Regions from separate parts of the Homo sapiens genome. Here region 2 is linked to region 1. Evidence: read pairs that join two places in POLR2A ChIA-PET (ENCODE). Cell type or tissue: CD4-positive, alpha-beta T cell. All regions are shown on one strand. Each heading gives the region's core, and the rest is flanking DNA. Links, peaks and the distances in the headings are about the cores only. Region 1 overlaps LINC00467 (long intergenic non-protein coding RNA 467). Region 2 overlaps RCOR3 (REST corepressor 3).

Region 1 (16,161 bases), core at 3,806-11,805:
ATCAATAGGACAATAATAAATGAAGAAAAGTAATGTGACTAAAATGAATTGGTAATTAGAAATCTTTTCAAAAGGGAAAACCCAGGCCTGGATGGCTTCTTTTAAGGAAGAAAGATTACCAATCCTACAGTATTTTTGGGCGGAAATAAAAAGGAAACAATTTGTAACACATTTTATGAGACCAATATTACTCAGATATCAAAACCAGGCGAACACATCACAAGGAAGGAAAATTGCAGACAAGTATTCTTCATGAACATGTATACAGAATTCCTTAATGAAATATTAGGTAACAGAATCCAGCAACATTTGAGAAGGATTAGGCAACAGAATGAGACCATGCCAATAAAAAAATAAAGAGAAGAAGTCTGGGCATGGTAGCTCACTCCTGTAATCCTAGCACTTTGGGAGGCCGAGGCAGGCAGATTGCTTGAGACCAGGAATTCGAGACCAGCCTGAGCAACATGGTAAAACCCCATCTCTACTAAAAATACAAAAATTAGCTGGGTGTGGTTGTGCATGCCTGTAATCCCAGCTTCTTGGGAGGCAGAGGCACTAGAATTGCTTAAACCTGGGAGGCGGAAGTTGCAGTGAGCCAAGATCTCGTGTTGCTGCACTCCAGCCTGGGCAACAGAGTAAGACTCTGCCTCAAAAAAAAAGAAAAAAGAAAATGATTATATACCATATTCCAGGAGTACGAGGATGGTTTAGTACTCCAAAATCAATTAATGTAATATGCCACTTTAATAACGGAAAACCACGTCGTCATCCTAGTAGACACATAAAATATGTTTGATGAAATGTAACTTTCATTAATGATAAAATTCTCAACACACTAGGCATGGAAGAGAACTTCCTAAATTTCATAAAGAGTATCTACAAAAGACCCACAGCCAACATTATGCTTAATGGTGAAAGACAATGTTTTCTCACACTTCAGTGTGTACTTGAAATTCTAGCTAGGGCAGTAAGGCAAGAAAAATTAAGTTATATTGGAAAGAAAATAACTAAAACTTTATTTGCAGACATAGAAAATCCTAAGTAAGCTGAATAAATTACTAGCACTAATAAACAAGTTTAGCAAGATCACTATTCAGAAATCATATCTATATATGTTAGTAATACTCACCTAAACCAAAATTATAAAAACAATTCCAAGACCAGAAGTGGTGGCTTATGCCTGTAATCCCAGCACTTTGGGAGACTAAGGTGGATGAATTCTGAGGTCAGAATTTCAAGACCAGCCTGGCCAACGTGGCGAAACCCTGTCTCTACTAAAAGTACAAAAATTAGCCAGGTGTGGTGGTGCACACCTGTAATCTCAGCTACTCAGGTGGCTGAGGCACGAGAACTGCTTGAACCCAGGAGGTGGAGGTAGAAGTGAGCCGAGATCGTGCCACTGCACTCCAGCCTGGGTGATAGAGTGATACTCTGTATCAAAAAATAAATAAAAATAAAAATAATTCCATTCCCAGTAGTGTCAGAAAGAATAAAATACATAGCAATAAACTTAGCAAAATAAGTGCAAAATGTGTACACTTCTGAAAGAAACTAAAGATCTAAGTTAAGTTGAGAGATACTCCATGTTCATGTATATTGTTAAGTATATTGTTAAGATAGCAATTTTATCCTAATTAATCTATAGATTCAATGCCCTCCCTACTAAAATCACATCAGGCTTAAAAAAAAATAAATTGACAGGCTGATTCTAAAATGTATATGGAATTCAAAAGTCTTAAAATAGTCAATGCAATTTGGAAAAAGAACAAAGATTAAGGACTTACACTACCCAGTTTTAAAACTTATGAAGCAACAGTAATCACAGCAATGTGCTGTTGGCTTAAGGATAGATAACAGACTAACGAAACAGAATTGGAAGTCCAGGATAAAACCCTTACATTTATGGTCAGTTGACTTTTGACAAAAGCGTCAAGATAATTCAATGGGGGAAATGATAATTTTTTCAACAGATGGTGCTGGGACAATTATACATCCATATGCAAAAAAAATTTGTTATCTCATGCCATGTGCAAAATTTAACTCTAAATGGATCATAGACTTACATATAAGAGCTAAATAAAGTTTCTAGAAAGTGGCAAGGAGAAAATTTTTGTGACTTTGGGTTAGACAGGTATTTCTTGGATATGACAACAAAAACATGATCCACAAGAGAACGGAATTAATAGATTGAACTTCATCAAAATAGAAAAAATTCTGCTCTTCAAAAGGCACCATTAAGTGGAATTAAAAGACAAGTCATAGACTGGGAAAAATATTTGCAAATCTTATATGTAATAGAGGACTTTTATCTGAATATATAAAGAACTCTTATAATTTGATAGTAAGATAATCCAGTTTTTTAAATGGGATAAAAAACATTTAAAAATTAGTATTTATTATGTTTTAACTAAAGAACAGTTTTCTTTATACAATGGCTTATATATACATGAAAAGATGCTTCATAGCATTAGCCTTTAGAGAAATGCAAATTAAAACCACAATGAGATGTCACTACACACCCACTACAATAATACAATAAAAAAGATTGCCAATACCAAGTGTTGGTGAGGGTGAGGAAGAATCAGAACCCTCATACATTGCTCGTGGGAACATAAAATGATACAGTCACTTTGAAAAACAGTTTGGCCATTTCTTAAACAGTTAAAAATATACCTGCAGTTTTATTTCTACATATCCACCCCTATACCCCCAAAACATATGTCTACACAAAGGCTTATTGTGAATGTTCATAGGAGCATTATATGTAATAGGCAAAAACTGGAAACAGTTCAGATGTCTATCAGCTGGTGAGTAGATAACCACAATATGGTATATACATGTAATGGAATATCATTCAGCAATAAAACATAGGCTACTGATACATGCTGCAGATGGATGAACCTTAAAAACATCATATGAAGTGAAAGAAGTCAGACACAAAAGACTAGTATTGTTTGATTCCATTTGTATAAAATTTTTAGGATAGGCAAATCTGTGGAGCCCAGTGATGACCTGGGCTTGAGTCTGTGAGGTGTCAAAGTGGGGACTTGTTGCATATGGGCAGAGAGAACTTTTCTTCTTCTTCTTCTTTTTTTCTTTTTTGAGATGGCCTCACTCTGTCGCCCAGGCTGGAGTGCAGTGGCGCAATCACAGCACACTGCAATCTCAACCTCCTGGGCTCAAGCAGTCCTCCCACCTCAACCTCCCATATCTGGTACCACAGGCATTTGCCACCACACCCAGCTAATTTTTGTATTTTTTGTAGAGACAAGGTTCCACCATGTTGCCTAGGCTGGTCTCAAACTCCTGGGCTCAAGCGATCTGCCTGCCTCAGCCCTCCACATTGCTGAGATTAATGATGTGAGCCACTGCACCCGGCCTAGAAGGGAACTTTTTATGCTGATGGAAATGTTCTGAAACTGGATTGCAGTAATGGTTGCACAACTCTGAATTTTACTAAAAAATCATTGAATACTTAGGGTAAATTTTATTATATACATACTATGCCTCCACAAAAGTATAAAAAAGAAGACACATCGAATACTAATAAAATAAATATAACAAAATACAGTAATTAAAATGTAAAATAACAGAATTTTTCTTACTAGTATCAGTATAGTGATTCTTAAATTATTTTTATTGTAAGATTGAGCAAATGAATAAACGTGAAGTGGTTGAAAAAACCAGGGTTTTCACTGTGGAAGAAGAAAGACACAAATACAGAATGGAGGAAGACAAAGAAGAACCTGTGGGACTTGATCGAGATTTGAAATTAATCAATTTAAACTTAGGATTTCTAGAATATTTCCTACCTCTGTAGCTGAAAGGGTCTAGAAATAGTGGTACCCTAATAGCAATGAAGACACCTAGTGTTCAGTTCATGGTTTCTAAATACCATTCTCTACTAAAAGGAGCTAGTACTCCTTGGTTACTCCTTGGTAAAATGGCTGGCTCTAAGGCTAAGTCAAGAAAGTGAACACAGAGAAAAATAATAATTTTGTAGTGGTGGAGAAGCCTTGTAGACATTACTGAATCAAGTGATCAAAATTAGCATTATCAATAATGAGACAAATCAAAATTGTGTGACTCCTGTTGGGATGCATTGAGAAGAACACAGCATCACTGATGTGATATTCCTGCCAAAGATGTTGTCCTAGTTCAGAGTGCTATAACAAATTACCATGGGCTGGGTGGCTTAAACAACATACTTTTATTTCTCACACTTCTGGAGGCTGAAAATGCAAGATCAGGGTGCCAGGGTGATTCTGTTCTTTGTGAATGCCCTTTTCCTGGTTTACAGAAGGTGGTTTTCTTGCTGTCTCAAATGACAGAAAGAGAGCTAGCTATTCTTTTTATAAGGACACTAACCTCTTTCATGAGGGCTCCACCCTCATGACCTAATTACCTTGCAAAGCTGCCACCTCCAGGCCAGGTGCCATGGCTCACACCTGTAATCCCAGCAGTTTGGGAGGCCAAGGCGGGCAGATCACTTGAGGTCAGGAGTTCAAGACCAGTCTGGCCAACATGGTGAAACCCCATCTCTAATAAAAATACAAAAATTAGCCGGGTGTAATCCCAGCTACTCAGGAGGCTGAGGCAGGAGAATGGCTTGAACCCAGGAGGTGGAGGTTGTGGTGAGCTCAGATTGCATCACTGCACTCCAGCCTGGGCGGCAGAGTGAGACTCCATCTCAAAAAAAAAAAAAAAAGCCACGTCCAAATAGCATCATATTGGATTAGAGTTTCAGTGTATGAATTTTGGGAGGTGACACAGAAAATTCATTCCATTGCAGATCCATAACCTAAATCTAATAATGAGAAATCATTATACATGCCTAAATTGAGAGACATTCTACAAAACAACTGGTCTGTAATCTTCAAAACTGTCATCATTAAAGTCAAGGTAAAACTGAAGAACTGTTCCAGATTGAAGGAGATTAAAGAGACATGCCATTTAAATGCAGTGCCTGATTCTGACCTGAGTCCTTTAGCTATAAAGGACATCAATCTTTTATCTATAAAGGACTTGGAAAAACTTGGATGCTGTTTGAAAATTAGATGATAGTAATGTATTAGTGTGAATTTCCTGATTTTGACCTCAGATTGTGGTTACATAGGAGAATGTCCTTGTTTGTTGGATGACAACTTACTGGAAATACTGTATTTGCAACTTTTCTGTAAGTTTTAGATTGGGGAAATACTAAAAGCATTCCTGTTACAGTCAAAAACAAGAAAAGGACATCTGCTATCTCTTGTTTTGAAGATACCAGCAAATTCAATTAAACAAAAATGCCCAGCCACATCAATTAGGCAAGAGAAAGAAATAAAGGACATCCATATTGGAAAGGAAGAAGTCAAGTTATCCTTGTTTGCAAACAACATGATCTTAAATTTAGAAAAGCCCAAAGACTCCACCAAAAACTCTTAGAACCGACAAATGAATTTAGTAAAATCATAGGACACAAAATCAGCATGCAAAAATCAGGAGTGTTTCTATATGCTAACAGCAATCAGCCTGAAAAAGAAATAAATCAATCTCATTTACAATAGCTACAAAAAATAAAATACCTAGGAATAAATGTAACTAAAGAACAAAGAAGTAAAATATCTCTACAAAGAAAACTATAAGACACCAATGAAAGAAATTAAAGGTGACAAAAAAAAATGAAAGATATCCCATGCTCTGGAATGGAAGAATTAATATTGTTTGAATGTCTGTACTACCCAGAGTGAGTTATAGACTCAATGTAATCCCTATCACAGTACCGGTGATATTTTTCACAGAAATAGAAAAAAAAAAATCCTGAAATTCATATGAATAGCTAAATGATCCTGAGCAAAAAGAAAAAAGAAGGAGGCATCACACTACCTGATTTCAAATTATACTATAAAGCTATAGTAACCAAAACAGTATGGTACTGTAAAAACACACACACAGACCAATGGAACGGAATAGAGAACTCAAGAAGAAATCCATGTACTTCTAGCCAACTCATTTTCAACAACGGTAACAAGAACATCCAATGGGAAAAAGGTAGTCTCTTTAATAAATGATACTGGGGCTGGGCATAGTGGCTCATACCTGTAATTTCAGCACTTTGGGAAGCCAAGGCAAGAGGATTGTTTGAGGCCTGGAGTTCAAGACCAGCCTGGGAAACATAGTGAGACCCCCATCTCTACAAAAAATTAAATATTAGCTGGGCATGGTGGTGTGTGCTTCTGGTCCCAGATACTTGGGAGGCTGAGGTGGAAGGATCACTTGAGCTTAGGAGTTTGAGGCTACAGTGAGCGGTGCGTGTCCCTCTGTACTTCAGCCTGGGCAACAGAGTGGGACCATTCTTAAAAAATAAAAATAAGTAAATAAATCGTGCTGGGAGAACTGGATATCCATGTGCAGAAGAATGAAACTAGATCCCCATCTTTTACCATATAAAAAAATCACCTTAGCTGGGCACGGTGGCTCATACCTGTAATCCCAGCACTTTGAGAGGCTGAGGTGGGCAGATCACAAGGTCAGGAGTTCAAGACCAGCCTGGCCAACATGGGGAAATCCTGTCTCTACTAAAAATACAAAAATCAGCCTGGCGTGGTGGCGGGTGCCTGTAATCCCAGCTGTGCAGGAGGCTGAGGTTGCAGTGAGCCAAGATCGTGCCATTGCACTCCAGCCTGGGTGACAAGAGCAAGACTCCATCTCAAAACAAACAAACAAAAATAGCCACAATATATAAGGAACTCAATAGCAAAAACCAAATAATCCAATTTTTAAAATGAGTGAAAGACCTGAATAAATATTTCTCAAAAGAAGGTACACAGATGGTCAACAGATATTTGAAGAAAAATGCCCAACATCACTAATCATCAAGGAAATGCAAATCAAAACCACAATGAAATACTATCTCACCCCAATTAGGATGGCTATTGCCAAAAGACAAAAAATAACATATGCTGGTAGAATGCAGAGAAAGGGGAACTCACCTACACTGTGGGAATGTAAAGTAGTACCTCCATGATGAAAAACAGTATGGAGGTTCCTCAAAAAATTAAAAATAAAACTACCATATGATCCAGCAATTTCACTGTTGGGTATATATTTAAAAGAAAGAAAATTGTAACATCAAAGAGATATCTGCAATCGGTGTTCCTATGTTTATTGCCTCACTATTCACAAATAGCCAAGGTATGGCATCATCTTAAGTGTCAATCAACGGATGAGTGGATAAAGAAAATGTGGTTATGTACATAGTGGAATATTATTTAGCTATAAAAAAGAATGAAGTCATGTTATTTGCAGCAATGTGATTTGGAACTGGAGGTCATTATATTAAGTGAAATAAGCCAGGCACAGAAAGACAAATATCACATTGTTCTCTCACATGTGGGAGCTAATAAATTGGATCTCATGGAGGTAGAGAGTAGAATCATGGCTATGAGAGGCAGGGAGGGGAAGAGTAGAGGGCAGGATGAAGAGAAGCTGGTTAAGGAGTACAAAAATACAGTTAAAAGGAATAAGTTCTGGTGTTAGTAGTACAGTAGAGAAATTACAGTTAACAATAATGTAGTTCATATCTTAAAACAGCTAGAAGAGTAGAATTGTAATATTCCCAACACAAAGAAAAGATAAATTCTTAGGCTGGCCAGGCTTCAGTCACAACACGGTGGGGCTCCCTGGCTGCGCCCGGCCCGGCAGCTACGGGCCCAGCGCCTGTTGGCGGCGCTGAGGGGTCGCCGAGAGGGGCCCGGCGGCGTCTGCGGGGGCCGCTCCCTCCGTGGGCCGCGGGCGAGGCAGGAGCGCGGGCTCCCCCTGCCTCCGGAGCGCCGGCGGGGGACGGCGGGGCAGGAGATGTGCCTGTCCTTAGCGGCCCAGGAAGCAGCATGCACCCCGATGCGACCGACAGTGGCGGCGCCGGCCTCAGCCCCGCGCGGGCCGCAGGCGCCGGCGGCCGTCCTGTCTCGGGCTTCAGGGGCGAGCGGCGGCCAGAGTCCCCGGGGGACGCCGAGGCAGCAGCGGCGGCGCCGGGGGCCCCGGGCGGCCGGAGCTGGTGGAAGCCCGTGGCGGTGGCCGCACTTGCCACCGTGGCCCTCTCCTTCCTGGGGCCCGGCAGCGGGGAGGCGGCGGGGGCCGCGGGGCTGAGCTCCGTCCTGCTCAGGCTCAGCCTGTACCTGAGCTGCGCTGCGGCCACCTTCCTGCTGGGGACCCTGTTCGCCCTCGTCTGCCGGAGCCCGCGCGCCCCGCCGCCCGACTTTGCCGCCGCCTGGAGCCGGCTGGCCGCGACCTCAGCCGCCCGCCGCCCTCCTGGGAGTCCTGTGTATGGAAACTCACATGAGTCAGCTCAGTTTAGAAGGGTAGTAATTTCTCATAATATGGATAAAGTTCTGAAAGAAGTGTTCGACTACAGTTACAGAGATTGCATTCTGTCCTGGTATGGAAACCTCAGCAGAGATGAGGGACAACTTTACCATGTGCTCTTGGAAGACTTTTGGGAAATTGCCAGACAGCTGCACCACAGACTGAGTCACGTGGATGTGGTTAAAGTTGTCTGCAATGATGTTGTGAGGACTTTACTCACTCATTTCTGTGACCTGAAAGGTGCTAATGCCAGACATGAACAGCCAAGACCTTTTGTGTTGCACGTATGCTTGAGGAACTCAGATGATGAAGTAAGATTTCTACAAACGTGTTCTCGGGTTCTGGTGTTTTGTCTCCTCCCCTCAAAGGATGTGCAGTCTCTCAGTTTACCTATAATGCTTGCAGAAATTCTCACAACAAAAGTCCTGAAGCCGGTAGTGGAGTTACTGAGTAATCCAGATTACATTAACCAAATGCTGCTTGCCCAGCTGGAGTACAGAGAGCAGATGAATGAACATCACAAGAGAGCCTACACCTATAGCCCCTCTTATGAGGACTTCATCAAGCTCATTAACAGCAACTCTGATGTGGAGTTCTTGAAGCAACTAAGGTCTGTTGAAGGAACGGTAGAGAAGAGTGGTAGAAGATGTGTGCTGGTCGTTTTCAACAACTGACTTTTGGGCAAGGTATCAAATTGTAGTGGAAATAATCCAAGCGACTACAATTAGCAGCTTTCCCCAACTGAAGAGGCACAAAGGTAAAGAAACTGCGGCAATGAGGGCTAGGAACATGAAGAGGTACATCAACCAACTGACTGTGGCAAAGAAGCAGTGTGAGAAGAGAATCCGAATCCTGGGAGGCCCTGCCTATGACCAGCAAGAGGTTGGGGCCGTGGATGAGGGGGAAGGGCCTCAAAGCCAGAAGGTAGAACTTTATAGTTTCTTGTTCTGACCCTACCAAGTTTATTATAAATGCTGATAGAACTACATATAAAGACTTTCAACTTAAAAAAAAAAAGAAAAATTTTTGAGGTGATAGATATCCGCTTACCCTGACTTGATAATTATAGATCGTATACATGTATCAAAATATCACATTGTGCATCTACTGATTTGGCAAATAAGCTAATAAAGAAATTTAAAAAGAAACAAAATATCACATATAGTCCCAAAATATGTATAACTATGAAATATCAATTAAAAATATTAAAACTAAATTGAGATATACATTGAAAAGGAGGAATGAAGTTACTATAATTATTAGGATGTGTGTTCTTACACCTAGACAACTCCAGAGAATCAGTTGAAAGTGTATTTCTTTAAAAATTATGGGGGGAGGGTGGAACAAAAAGGCAGAACATAGAGGAATTTGAGGACAATAAAACTATTTTATGTGATAATTGTGATGGTTAATAGTGTCAACTTGACTGGATTAAAGGATGCAAAGTATTGATCTTGGCTGTGTCTGTGAGGGTATTGCCAAAGGAGGTTAACATTTGAGTCAGTGGGCTGTGAAAGATAGACCCACTCTTAATCTGGGTGGGCGCAATCTAATCAGCTGCCAGCAAGGCCAGAATGAAAAGCAGGCACAAGAATGTGAAAAGACTAGACTGACTTAGCCTCCCAGTCTACATCTTTCTCCCATGCTGAATGCTTCCTGCCCTCGAACATTGGAGTCCAACTTCTTCAGTTTTGGGACTCAGACTGGTTTCCTTGCTCCTCAGCTTGCAGATGGGCTATTGTGGGACCTTGTGATCATGTGAGTTAATACTCCTTAGTAATACAACATATACATATGTATATATAAAATAGTATATCCTATTAGTTCTGTCCCTCTAGAGAACCCTAATACAATAATAGAATGGTAGATATATGTCATTCATTATACACTTGTCAAAACCCATAAAATTTACCACTCCAAGAATGAACTGTAATGTAAATTGTGGACTTTGGGTGATGATCATCTGTTAATGCAGGGTCATCGATTATAACATATTCCATTCTCACGCTGGATGTTGATAGTGAGGGAGGCTGTGCATGTATGTGGGCAGGAAGTATATAGGAACTCTGCACTTTCTGCTGTGTGTATTTTGCTGTGAATCTAAAACTTCTCTAAAAAGTAAAGTTTATTTAAAAACTAATAGAATTCAGTTAGATTTCTGTGTGAAAATGTGAATTTGGAAATCAATAATCTTTACATATATTGATACCAGTTAGATTTTATGGAAAAAAATCCTATTTACAGTGGAAATTTTTAAAAGATACATAGGAATAAATTTGAGAAATATGCAAGTTATTATGAATAAAACATTTAAATACTATAATGATACGTGAAATAAATGAAAAGGCATACCATGTTCTTGGACAGGAATACTCTATATCATAAAGAGATCAACTATTTTTAGGTTAAATTTTAATGGCATTTAAATCCACCTTAAAATAAACCACAACATTTTTAGAGTAGAACTGGACAAGATTATTCTAAAGTTCTAGTTAAAAAAAAAAGCAAGAATAGATTGTTCTAATAAGGGGGAGAACTAGCCATACCAGATATTGAAAAATATGAAAAATACAAAGTTAAAATATTGAGGTATTGACACATGGCTACATGGACAGATCAGTGAAATAGCTCAGGGGAAAAAAGCAATACATACAAAATTTGGCATATAAAGTCACCTCAAATCAGTAGGGAAAAGTTGACATATTTAAAAAATAATGTTGAGACAACCAGCTATCTGCAGAAAAATTAAAGCTGAATTCATGCCTCAGCTTTATATTAGGATAGATTCCAGATGGATCAAAGATTTACATGCAAAGAAATGAAACCATAAAAGAATTGAAGAAACCATTGGAAAGTTTTGAAATCTTAATCAGAGATGATTAAGAAATATATATAGAAAGGCTTTCTATATATGTCACAAAGTCCCCAAACCCTGAGATAAACATTGATAGATTGAATACATATGTATCCGAAGCCCAAAGACTCAGCAGTCATACTGCTAGGTATATACTCCAGAGAAACTCATGCATTTTTATATCAGTGTACCTGTACAAGAATGTTCCTGGCAGTGTTGTTCATAATTGTCAAAAAATAGAAGAAACCCAAATATCTATTAACAATAGAAAAGACAGATAAATTATAGTGTAGGTGTGTAGTAAAGAATTTCATCTTGCCCTAAGAGAAGTCTAGCCCTTGCCCTTGACTTCTGGGAATTAATCTGTAAGCCCGATGGTCTCTAAACCCAATGTCATGCTTGATAGGAGTACACTTTGAGCACCCTCTAATTTGAAAATCTGAAATACTTCAAAATCCAAAATTTTTGAACACCAGTATGACACCACAAGTGGAATATTTCACACCTGAGATTGGTTGCAGTCAAAACACAGGGATATGACACAGTTTATTCAGCAAACCCAAGGAAATAAAGACTCCCCCTCCAGCCTACTTTAGCTGCAGTATATCTTTTTTCCAGATTCCCCCATGCAAGCATGTCCACAAAAGACAATAAAATGACATGTGTGCAGGCCACACACACCAAATGGCAGGTTCCCCACAGTGCCCCACATGGGGCCAAGACCTACGTGCATGACTCACTCTGGTTTTGTTTTGTTTTGCTTATTCTCTGTGGTGTAAAGATACTGTTACAAATGCCAAAAAGGCCTGCAGATACCCTTATGGGTAATAGTAATAAGAAAAATGAAGCATTTGTGTTTATATATAACAGAGAAAGTCAAGCGGCTGGAGAAACTGGACAGTGGTGTAAATGTGAAATGTCTTACAAAAGAATAGGGTGTTGGGATCATTATATATATGACCTGAAGAAACAGAAACATGAACTGTTGAAGTTCTATGTTGAAAGGATAAAGAGAAGTCAGTGAGAAAAAAGAAAAAAAAAAAAAAACTGCATAAAGCTGAAAATGGAAGTCTCAATTGTGTATTGAAAGAGTGGATCTGCCAGCATTGCAGTTAGTGGTTTGCTGGTCATGAAACAAAGATGTATAATAATGAACTGAAAATTGAAGGGAACTGTGAATGTTCAACAGGTAATTGCAGAAATGTTCAAGAAGACATGGCATTAAACTTTTAAAGATTTGTGGTGATAAAACATCTCCATGAAGCAGTGGAGAAATTTATTGGTGAGTTTGCCAAAATCATTGCTGATGAAATCTGATGCCAGAGCAAGTCTGTAATGTAGATGAAATATCACTGTTTTGGCACTATTGCCCTGGAAAGACAGTGACTACAGCTGATGACACAGCCCCTATAGAATTAAGGATGTCAAAGACAGGATAACTGCTGATATGGGCTAATGCAGTAAGCACACATTAAGTGTAAACTTGCTGTGATAGGCAAAAGCTGTGTCGTTGCTGCTTTCAGTAGGTGAATTTCTTTTATGTCCATCGTTATGCTAACAAAATAGCTTGAATCACCAGGAACATCTTTTCTGATAGGTTTCACAAAAATTGTATACTAGTGGCTCAGGCTGATAGCACAGAAGCTGCACTGGGTGATGACTACAAGATTTTTAAAAATTCCTTGACAACTGTTCTGCTTATACTCTAGCTGAAGTTCTCATAAAAAATAATGTTTATGTCATGTACTTTCCCCTGAATGTGACTATTAATTCAGCCATGTGACAAGTGTGTCCTTAGATCAATGAAGAGTAAATATAAAAACGTTTTCTTGAATTGCATGCAACAGCAGTGAACAGGGGCATGGCCGTGGAAGGATTTTCAGGAGTTTAGGATGAGGTTTACCATCTATGCTGTTGCCAGCACTTGGAGCACAGTGATTAAAGACAAATTTGTGCATGCTTGGCACAACCTCTGGCCTGCGACTGTGTTCAGTGATGATGAACAAGATGGTGACTTTGAAGAGTTCCATATGTCAAATGAGAAAAAATGATGTCTGGCCTGCTTATATATGAAAGAAAATACTCCTTCAGAGTCCTGAAAGCTAGAAAATGGGTACTGAAGTTTTTAACATTGATAATGAGACTCCAGTTGTTCATTCATTGACCAGGGATGAAATAGCTGAAATGGTTCTGAGTCAAGGTGATCATGAAAATGGTGACAATGAAGATGAATATTGTTAACACTGTAGAAAAAGTACCTAAAGACAACATGATTGTCTAGGCCTGTTTGTGTTGCTATAAAGGAGTGCCTGAGGCTGGTTAATTTATAAAGAAAAGAAGTTTACTTTGGCCTGGCGCAGTGGCTCACACCTGTAATCCCAGTACTTCAGGAGGCTGAGGCAGAAGGATTGCTTGAGCCCAGGAGTTTGAGAATGGCTTGGGCAATGTAGCAAGAACCGCGTCTCTACAAAAATTTTAATAATTAGCCAGGCCTGGTGGCACATGCCTATAGTCTCAGCTACTCAGGAGGCTGAAGCAGGAGGATCTCTTGTGGTCAGAAGTTCAAGGCTGTAGTGAGCTATGATTGTGCCACTGCACTCAGCCTGGGCAACAGAGTGAGACCCTGTCTCTAAAAAAAAAAGAAAAGAGGTTTATTTGGTTTATGGTTCTGCAGGCTGCACAAGAATGGCGCCAGTATCTGCTTCTGGCAAGAGACTGAGGCTGCTTCCACTCATGGCAGAAGGTGAAGGGGCGCCTGCAACTGCAGATCTCATGGTGAGAGAGAAGGCAAGAGAGAGAGGAAGAGGTACCAGGCTCTTTCAACAACCAGTTCTAGGTGAACTGTTGTGGGAACTAATAGAGTTAGAACTCACTCATTACTGAGAGAATGGCACCAAGACATTCATGAAGGATCTGCCCCCATGATCCAAACACCCCATTAGGCCCCACTTCCAACATTGGGGATCAGATTTCAACATGAGGTTTGGAGAGTCAAATATCCAAACGATAGCAATGGTGAAAATGTGTGCTGGGCTTATTGAAGGAATAGAACAGTGTACATTTATAAAAGAACAAGAAATCATCACAGTTTATAATGTCTAAGAGAGAGTTCTAAATCAAAAGCATTGTTAATGAGGCAGATGACTCTGGAGGAAACATTTTAAAAAGCCATCCAGCAGAAAGCCTTCTTATCCTTAGAAGACCCACTTCTTGGTCTCTCACCTGCTTCTGATAACTTAGAAAAATGGTGTATAGTAACCTTTTAATCAAAACACAGCATGATAGGTGGGGACTGAAAGCCTGCCATTGTTTGTTGTTGCTGTTGTTTCACAGCTGATACAGGTATTCTGGTGGTGCTACTGTGCTGCTTAGTTACCCTGAATGCATTATTTTTTCACTGTATTACTGGTATGTCATATTTTTTGCTGTTACGTACTTTTGTGTGAATAAGTATAGGAAAAGGATTCCTTATCAGTAGCAAATAAATAAATTCAGAGTCAGGAATGATGGTGATGCCCATCAACCACAGATTACCCACATGGGTAGTGGTTGAGGTAGTGACACCTTTGTTTTCTGGTGGTATGATGCATGCAAATTTTATTTTATGCACAAAATTATTAAAAATTATTGCATAGGTCAGGCACGATGGATTATGCCTGTAATCCCAGCACTTTGGGAAGCCGAGGCAGGTGGACCTTTTGAGGTCAGGAGTTCTAGACCAGCCTGGCCAACATGGTGAAACCTCATCTCTACCAAAAATACAAAAATTAGCCAGGCATGGTAGTACGCGCCTATAATCCCAGCTACTCTGGAGGCTGAGGCACAAGAATCTCTTGAATCCGGGAGGCAGAGGTTGCAGTGAGCCAAGATCGTGCCACTGCACTCCAGTGTGGGTGACAGAGCAAGACTCTGTCTCAAAAAATTATTGGCTGGGTGTGGTGGCTGACACCTGTAATCCCAGCACTTTGGGAGGCCAAGGTGGGTGGATCACAGGAGTTTGAGACCAGCGTGGCCAACATGGTGAAATCTTGTCTCTGCTAAAAATACAAAAATTAGCTGGGCGTGGTGGAGCGTGCCTATAATCCCAGCTACTTGGGAGGCTAAGGCCACAAGAATTGCTTCAACCTAGGTGGTGGAGGTTGCAGCGAGCCGAGATCCCACCACTGCACTCCAGCCTGGGTAGTAGAGCGAGACTCTGTCTCAAAAAAAAAAAAAAAATTATTGTATAAAATTATCTTCTGGCTATGTGTTTAAGGTATATGTGAAATATAAACTAAGTTTATTAATTAATTTATTTGTTTTGAGACAGGATCTGTCTCTGTCACCCAGGCTGAAGTGTAGTGATGCAATCCTAGTTCACTGCAGCCTTGAACTACTGGGCTCAGTTGATCCTCCCACCTCAGCTTCCTGAGTAGCTGGAACCACAGGTGCATGCTACTGCACCTGGCTAATTTTTAATTTTTTTTTTCTAGAGACATGATCTCTCTATGTTGCACAGGCTGGTCTCAAACTCCTGGCCTCAAGGGATCCTCCTGCCTCAGCATCCTGAGTAGCTGGGATTACAGGCATGAGCCACTGCGACCAGCCTTGAATTTTGTTTTTAGAACTTGGGTCCTATCCTTAAGATATCTCATTCTGTATATGTGAATATTCCAAAATCACAAAATATTTAAGATTAGAAATACTTCTGGTCCCAGGAATTTTGGATAAAGAATACTCAACTTGTATCTTTGTTTGCCTGGAGGCCTTGGGTGATGTGATTTACGATAGGGCTGGCCACACCAGATAGTCTAAAAATGTGATTTAGGATGGGGAAAAAATCAATTTTAAAAGGTCTTACAACCCAGTAGACAAATGTGCAGAAGATATGACCAGACAGCTCACAAAAGGAAGATATAAATGCCTCTTAAATTTATTTAAAGATGCCCAAACTTACTCGTGGTAACAAAAATGAAGATTTT
Region 2 (8,000 bases), core at 1-8,000, 130 kb before region 1:
TACTAGTTTTGTGCACGGTTTGTTACATCTTGGTTTTTTAAATCTCACAAATCAAACATATAGTCCGTTTTGTTTAGATTTACCCACATTTTTAACTTCTATTTTGCCCACCCTTCTTTCCTGAATCTAAGGGCTTTCTTTGAAAATAATTTCCTTTTTCCTGCAGTATATCCTTTAGAAGCCCATTTAGTGAAGACCTGTTGGTCATAAACAGATTTTTTGAGACCTGGGTTTAAAGTGCATTGTTCTAGAGAGGATTTGCATTTGCTTCTGTTATTTGTCTCTAGGCACTACCAATCTAAGACACTTTAAAATCTTGATTTGGGGTTTTTCAGGCAAACAGATCATATAAATTTAGGCCCTAAACCTGCCTGAATGGAGGACTGTGGTTGGGGCACTCTTGGGAGACTTTTTTTTGGTTTCTTTCCACCCAGCCAAGAGTGAGATGGACATGGCTCCCATTAATCACCCCCTCCCTCTGCAGAGCAGGAGTGTTTTTTTCCTACTTCACAAAGTGATGGAGTTCCCCTTTTAGCATTTTGGCTTGTCTCCTGTGCCCTGCACCTGTTGTCCATTGAAGCCTGGCTTTAGGCAAATGACAACTACTGCATACTTGATTCTCCCTCTGGATTCTTGCTTTCTCATCATTTCTGGCCTCGGAAGAATTTCCTCACTTCCCTGCCAGCTCAGAAGTGAATGTTAAAAGACTTTAAAAAATGTTTGATCAGCAATTTTAGTAGTGCCCTACTGGGAGGAGTTTCTCTGAACATCAGATCCGCCATGTGTTGCTTGGAGGTAGCTTCGAGCAATTAAGTGGATTATGCTTCATAATAAATTTTTAGTGGGTGCAGTGGCTTACACTTGTAATCCCAGCACTTTAGGTAGCCGAGGCAGTGGATCACCTGATGTCAGGAGTTGAAGACCAGCCTGCCTATCATGGTGAAACCCCATCTCTACTAAAAATACAAAAATTAGCTGGGCATGGTGGCGGGTGCCTGTAATCCCAGCTACTCCAGAGGCTGAGGCAGGAGAATTGCTTGAGCCCAGGTGGAGATTACAGTGAGCCGAGATCGTGCCACTGCACTCCAGCCTGGGGGACCAAAAAAAAAATTTTTTTTTGTTAACGAATTTTACTAAGAGTTCCTTTTCTAAGAAATTGGAGTATTAGGCCGGGCGTGTTGGCTCATGCCTATAATCCTAGCACTTTGAGAGCCCAAGGTAGGCAGATCACTTGAGTCTAGGAGTTTGAGACCAGCCTGGGCAACATGGTGAGACTCCCGTCTCTACAAAAAAAGAAAAATTAGCCAGGCATAATGGCACACAACTGTAGTCCTGGCTACTCAGGAGGCTGAGGTGGGAGGATCATTTGAGCCCAGGAGGTCAAAAGGCTACAGTAAGCAGTGCTCATGCCACTGCACTTAGCCTGGGTGACAGAGTGAGACCCTGTCTCAAAAAAAAAAAAAATTGGATTATTAAATATATTCATTGAAATAATCTTCAACCTAAAATATATAGTTTCTAGATTATTCTTTCAGAATAACGTGTTTTTATATCATACTTTAAGAACAACTTATAATGAAATAATGCCTAAAACTTCACAGTCATCATTGTTATACTTTTAACTCTTCCGAGACATAAATTTACTTTTATCATATATATTATTTTTTATTTTATTTATATTTTTATTATATTTATTTTATTACATTTTATTTATAAATAAATTTATAAATATTTATAAATTATTTTATAAATATATTTATAATAAATTTATAAATTATAAAATTATTTATAAATATTTTATTTATATTTTATTATATTTATTTTATTTATTATATTTATTATTTATTTTATTTAATCATAGATTTGGAAGTTAGAAATATTTTCAGGGTTAAGATAATTGTGTCCCTTTTAACCTTTAGAGGCGTAGTTTTCTTTCAGCAACTGTAAAGTAAAAATGAAATGTTATCTCTCTTTAACCAGCTGTCTAATCTGCTATTGTCATAATTTCTAAATTGCCCCCTTTTTTCTTTCTAATTTTTATTTTTAGAGGAACTTTGCATTTAATAAGGTGGCTTTTCCCCCCCTTTATTGCTGAGGGAAAATATATCACATCTTGAAGTACATAGGAAAGTTTAGAGTCTTAACTTATTTTTTCACTTATTCCTAGTCCTCTGGGCCTAAAAATCAAACATTTGATTGAGTGGATTAAGCAAGGATATATTATGTTGTATGCTTTTCCTCCCAGTTGGTGAGTGTTATGTGTGTGTGTGTATGGACTTGTACATAATATATAATTGGTTAGAAGTGTTTTTTTATGTGTACTTATTGCAGCAGATACTTCTAATATTAATAGACTGTTTTCACTTTATACATTTGTGAAAACCAAGTGACCTGTTATTCTGCTTTTATTCTCTTAGGGTAATACTGAACAACCTGTCCAAACTAGCAAGATTGGACTTGGAAGAAGAGAGTATCAGAGTTTACAACATCGCCATCATTCTCAGCGTTCTAAGTGCCGTCCACCTAAGGGCATGTATTTAACCCAGGAAGATGTGGTAGCAGTTTCCTGTAGTCCCAATGCAGCCAACACCATCCTGAGGCAACTGGACATGGAGTTGATCTCTCTAAAACGTCAGGTATTTTATAAAAATAATATTTTTAATGATTCTGTGCATTTTGGCTATCCGCTTTTACCTTTTACCTAGGTTGAGCTCAGTTGTTTGCAGATTTTTCTCAGCCATCCACTTATGCAGGTTTCATTTTTTAAAGTTTATCTTAAGTCCAACTTAGAAGATACCTCTGCCTGTTCTAGATTTGAATCCCAGCATTGCTGCCTGTTAGCTCTGTGGTCTTGGGCAAATTAACCTCTGTAAGCTTCAATGTTCTATCTATAAAATCGGGGATAATAATCATTCTTCTCTTGCAGGTTATTGGGAATTATTTGCAGTGATACATGTAGATTGTTTAGTAGTGCTTGGCACATTTTGAGTGCTCAGTGAGTGATGGTTGTTGTCTTCATCATCATCATCATCATTATCAGTAGTAGTACTAGTAGTATTGTAAGGGCAGCATCATCATAATCAGATAGTAGTTAAAAATCAGCATCTAGAGTCAGTGAACCTGTTAAGTTCTAACCCTGGCTATACCATCTCTTCCTGTGTAACCTTAGAGGAGCTCTTTAACTTCTTTCAGCCTCAGTTTTCTCATCTGGAAATGTGGATAATAGTATAGTGGTTGAGAGGAATTAAACAAGATAATATATGGTAAGTGCTTAAAACAGTGCCTGGCGCATATTAAGCTCAGTTATTCGTTGCTATTAGATCTCTGGCCTTTCTTAGTTGTCTTTTCCTATTTTTTGTCTGTTTTGTTATTTTTTTCTTATCCCTTAAATCTAGATATTCTTCTAAATCTGTACTTTCTTGGTCTATATCAACCAACCCTATACCTATGCCAGTGACTTCTGAATCTTATTTCTCAAGCTGTGGCTTTTCTCAAGCTCCTTAGCTATAGTTCCAGCTGCCTGCTAGGTCTTCCCCAAAAGATTTTTTTCTCTGTTTCCTGTCTGTTGAAACATCAGAATCATCTTTTATTCATCCCCTGCTGTTATCCCTTTCCCAACACATGTAAACCAAAGTGGTAACCAAGTTATGTGAGTTTTGTCTCTGAAATTTCCTTTAAATCAATTCCCTCTTTTTTATCTCATCACTACTGCCCATTTAGGCTCTTGCTATCGCTTGCCTGACAATAACTATCTTGTGGATTCTTTTTTTCTCCTCATTTTTTTTATTTTAATTTTTTGTAGAGAAACGTTCTTGCTATGTTACCCAGGCTTGTCTCAAACTCCTGGGCTCAAGCAATCTTCCTGCCTGCCCCTCAAAGTGCTGGGATTATAGGCATGAGCCACCACGCTCGGCCTCTTGTTGATTCTTTCTATTACTTCTCTTTAGCTGGAGGTTACACATTGTTGCCAGTGTTATCTTTTTAAAGCACTGGTCTGATCACTGTCACTCATCTTAAAGCTCTTTGTTAGTTTCTACTTGCCTTTAGCAGGTTACAGTAGAGGTAGACAGGGATTTATAAGAAAATCATGTTAAGAAATTTGAAATTCATCCTGAGTTAGGAAACTGCTGAAGGACTTTAAGGAAAGGTGGACCATGGTCATATTTACATTTTCCAGCTATATCTTTTGCATTTTCTTGTTTGTTTGTTTGGTTTTTTTTTTGCTTTTATAGTTGCTTTAGTGATTACAATATTCATCCTTAGCTTATCACTGCATATTTAGTTAATATTACAGTAGTCCTCCCTTAATCCGTAGTTTCACTTTCCATGGTTTCAGTTACTTGCAGTACAGTACAATAAGATATTTTGAGAAACAGACTATATTCACATAGCTTTTATTACAGTATATTGTTATAATTTTTCTATTTTTAATTAGCTATTGTTATTCTCTATTGTGCCTAATTTATAAACTAAACTTTATCACAGGTATGTATATATAGGGAAAAACAGTACAGGTTGAGCATCCCTAATCTGAAAATCTGAAATGCTCCAAAATTTGAAACTTTTTGAGCACTGACATAATGCTCAAAGGAAATGGTCATTGGAGCATTTTGGATTTTGGGTTTTCGGATTAGGGATGTACAACTGGTATATATTATGCAAATATCCCAAAATCCCCTGAAATTTGAAACACTTCTGGTTCCAAGCATTTTGGATAAGGGAATACTCAACCTGGATATGTTTTGATTTGGTACTATCCACAGTTTCAGGCATCCACTGGGAGTTTTGGACTGTATCCCCTGCGGATATGGGAGGACTACTATATTCTGCTTACAAAATGTAAGAACCTTGCAACAGTATAGTGTGGGATCAAGATTCTCTATCTTAAACATGTTCAGATTTTTCTATTCCTTGGTCCTGGTTATTCACCCAAACTGCTTTTCTGGTTCTCTAACATAGGCCACATTTGCTTCCTCTGCTTTCTTACCAAAACTTATTCTCCAACCCTTTCTAATCTAGCTTCTGCCCCGTATGGTATTCCAGTTCTACTGAAACACCTCTCCGAAGATCATTTATGGGCTGACATGGTGGCTCATGCCTGTAATCCCAACACTTTGGGAGGCCAAGACAGGAACATCACTTGAGGCCAGGAGTTTGACACCAGCCTGAGCAACATAGTGAGACTTCATCTCTATAAAAAAAATTTTAAAAATAGCCAAACGTGGTTGTGTGTATCTGTAGTGTAGTCCTAGCAACACAAGAGAGTCTGAGGAGAGAGGATCGCCTGAGCCTAGGAGTTCAAGGTTTACAGTAGAAAAAAAAAATCACTTATGAACAAGTGGCCAACATCTAATGCTGCCTTCCTGGTTTTTAGCTCCTTTGACTACTCAGTAATGTTTGACACTGTCAGCCATGTCTTTCTTTTTGGAATTTCTTTCACTTGACTTTGTGACTCTCTGGAGTATGTGTGTTTATAGTACATATTTAGAAGGCAGCTATCCTCACCACTATACCACCAACGCATCTCATATTTGGTTAAATGCTTAGCCTTTAGTCAAACTATGAATGCAAGATGCCTAACTTCCAAACCACAGCAATCCTCTTTAGAAAACTTCTAAATCATTTGCTGTAATACTTTAAATGCACTAAAAACATAAAGGAATAAAGTGTACTCAGTCACCTGTATTCATACTTCATTCTCAGTACTACTACTCCTACACTTAGGGACTATTTTTATTGATTTTTTTAGAAGGCACTTTAAGCTTTAACTTCCTAACTTGGTTATTCATTTGATGTGTGACACAGTAAAGGTTTGCACTCATGGGTTTACAAATCCTGTTAACCACTGCTACTTTTATGTCACAAACATCTCATATGCAGTGTTCAAACTGAGTTCTTCCACACTCACCATAGTTATCTGTTCCACGTTTTGTATTTTCTGTCTCAGTGAGTAGTGCCACATACTCTCAATTACTGAAGCCAGTGACCAGTTAGCCTCAATTCCCCCTAATTCTCCACAATCAGGTATTTACAAAGATGTCTTGGCCGGGTGCAGTGGCTCATGCCTGTAATCCCAGCACTTTGGAAGGCCGAGGCAGGTGAATCGCGAGGTTAGGAGTTGAAGACCAGCCTGGCCAACATGGTGAAACCCCGTCTCTACTAAAACTACAAAAATTAGCCAGGCATGGTGGCAGGCTCCTGTAATCCCAGCTACTCAGGAGGCTGAGGCAGGAGAATAGCTTGAATCCGGGCTGCAGAGGTTGCAGTGAGCCGAGATCGCGCCACTGCACTCTAGCCTGGGCGACAGAGTGAGACTCTGTCTCCAAAAATAAATAAATAAATAAATAAATAAATAAATAAGTCTTAATTTTGTTTCCAAGGTATTTCTTTAATCTCTGCATACCACTACCATCCTTCCTTCATTCCTACAGTTTTAATGAAAGTTTTCTTAATTATTTATTATTTCTCACCTGGATTGTTAAATTAATTTCCATCCTCTTTACCCTATTTTCTTCTTCACATTACTACCAGAAGTGTCTTTCTAAAAGGCATATATGGTCATTTTGTTCCCTTGCTTAAAAATCCTTTAGGTTTCCTTCAATCTTTAGGCAAAATTAAAATTCCTCGGTCTGGCCCCAGTCTAACTTCTTGCCTTTTCACCTTAGGGCTTTTCTGTCTTCCTAAGCGTTATTCTGCCTGGAATGCAGTCCCTCCTCCCAAGCTTGTCTGCCAGTTTAATTCTTTAAAACTCAGTTTAGCTGTCCTTTTCTTTGGAACACTTTCCCTAATCTTCCCCACCACCTGTTCATCAACATATATAGAAGCACATTTACTCTCTCATTCTCTCTCTTTCTCTCTCCAAGTCTATGTTAGGTGTTTTAGCGTTTATCATAGGTTTATGTTTACTTATCTCCCCACTAGTCTATGAAATCCTCGAGAATTCAGACTTTACATTTTATCTCTGTATGTCTATCTAACATGGCCAGCTGACTACCCTTGAACCATCCTAGATTTTATGCATTTTAGCTGTGGTTTTAAGATCTCTAGTGAAAATAGTTCATAAATTATAAGTATTTCGTTGTCCACACTAGGGGGGAAAAACAGAGGAAAAAAGTAAACAATCCTAACCCTTAACAGTCTAAATGGAGACTAATAATATTGCTAGTAGAGTAAAAGTTAAAAACTTGGTATAGTTTAAATTCAGGTTGTATCTCCTAGCCTTAGGAAGGTTTCTTAACTTCTCTGTGCCTTATATTCCTCATCTGTAAAACTGTTATAATATAAGTAGAGTCTGTTCTGCTATAACTTTTTTTGAAAATGTGGATTTGTCCTAATGCAGTTAATATACTCTGGAAAAATTTGAGCATAACATGAATTTTTTGTTTGTTTATGTATGATTTTTGTCAGCAAAACAAAATGTACCCAGCTGAACTGAGCGCACACACATCTCAAACATGTAGCAGCTACCTCAATTCACTGTATGTTATGAACCATACATATATGGTGTTAAAACTTTTCATCTGATTTCAAGTAACCCTCCTACCACTTGCATAATAATTCACAAACTACAACCATTTTGACTCCCACTTCCATAAGCAACCTTCAGGTTTTTTTTCAAGGTAAAGTACTGTCTTTGTTGTAGCATTTATGGATTAAAAACAAATCATTTAGATTGTGTAAAACTGTGTTGCCATTTTTATTAGGTTCCTGTCTTATGTGTCATTGAAGTTTTTTAATGTTGTGTCCCAACCTCTTTTACCCTACAAGCCCTGTGGTTTTTATTATGAATTTTGCATAGCACACACTGACTTTTCTTTCTTTCTTTCTTTTTTTTTTTTTTTTTTTTTGAGACGGAGTCTCGCTGTGTCGCCCAGGCTGGAGTGCAGCGGCGCGATCTCAGCTCACTGCAAGCTCCACCTCCTGGGTTCACGCCATTCTGCTGCCTCAGCCTCCTGAGTAGCTGGGACTACAGGCGTCCGCCACCACGCCCGGCTAATTTT

Evidence for each region. Peaks named below come from ENCODE experiments on the same cell type or tissue, not always from the same donor. Only the 100,000 strongest peaks of a DNase experiment are listed, where the experiment ranks them.
Region 2: POLR2A ChIA-PET joins it to region 1 with 8 read pairs; 2 of 35 experiments call an interaction of 5 or more read pairs at or near these places.

The regions. Positions count from the first base shown.
Region 1 is chr1:211,408,665-211,424,825 of GRCh38, forward strand. The region is part of intron 4 of LINC00467 (long intergenic non-protein coding RNA 467); the gene reads left to right. It also overlaps the pseudogene SNX25P1. Among named protein-coding and RNA genes, the nearest start is that of LINC00467, 34 kb to the left of the region's middle. In CD4-positive, alpha-beta T cell, for the core only: no CTCF peak of the experiment used is centred there; DNase peaks (open chromatin) are centred at 7,777, 8,277 and 8,577.
Region 2 is chr1:211,286,761-211,294,760 of GRCh38, forward strand. It overlaps RCOR3 (REST corepressor 3), which reads left to right. Exons shown (of 12, transcript NM_001136223.3): 8 at 2,418-2,636. Among named protein-coding and RNA genes, the nearest start is that of RCOR3, 31 kb to the left of the region's middle. In CD4-positive, alpha-beta T cell, for the core only: no CTCF peak of the experiment used is centred there; no DNase peak of the experiment used is centred there.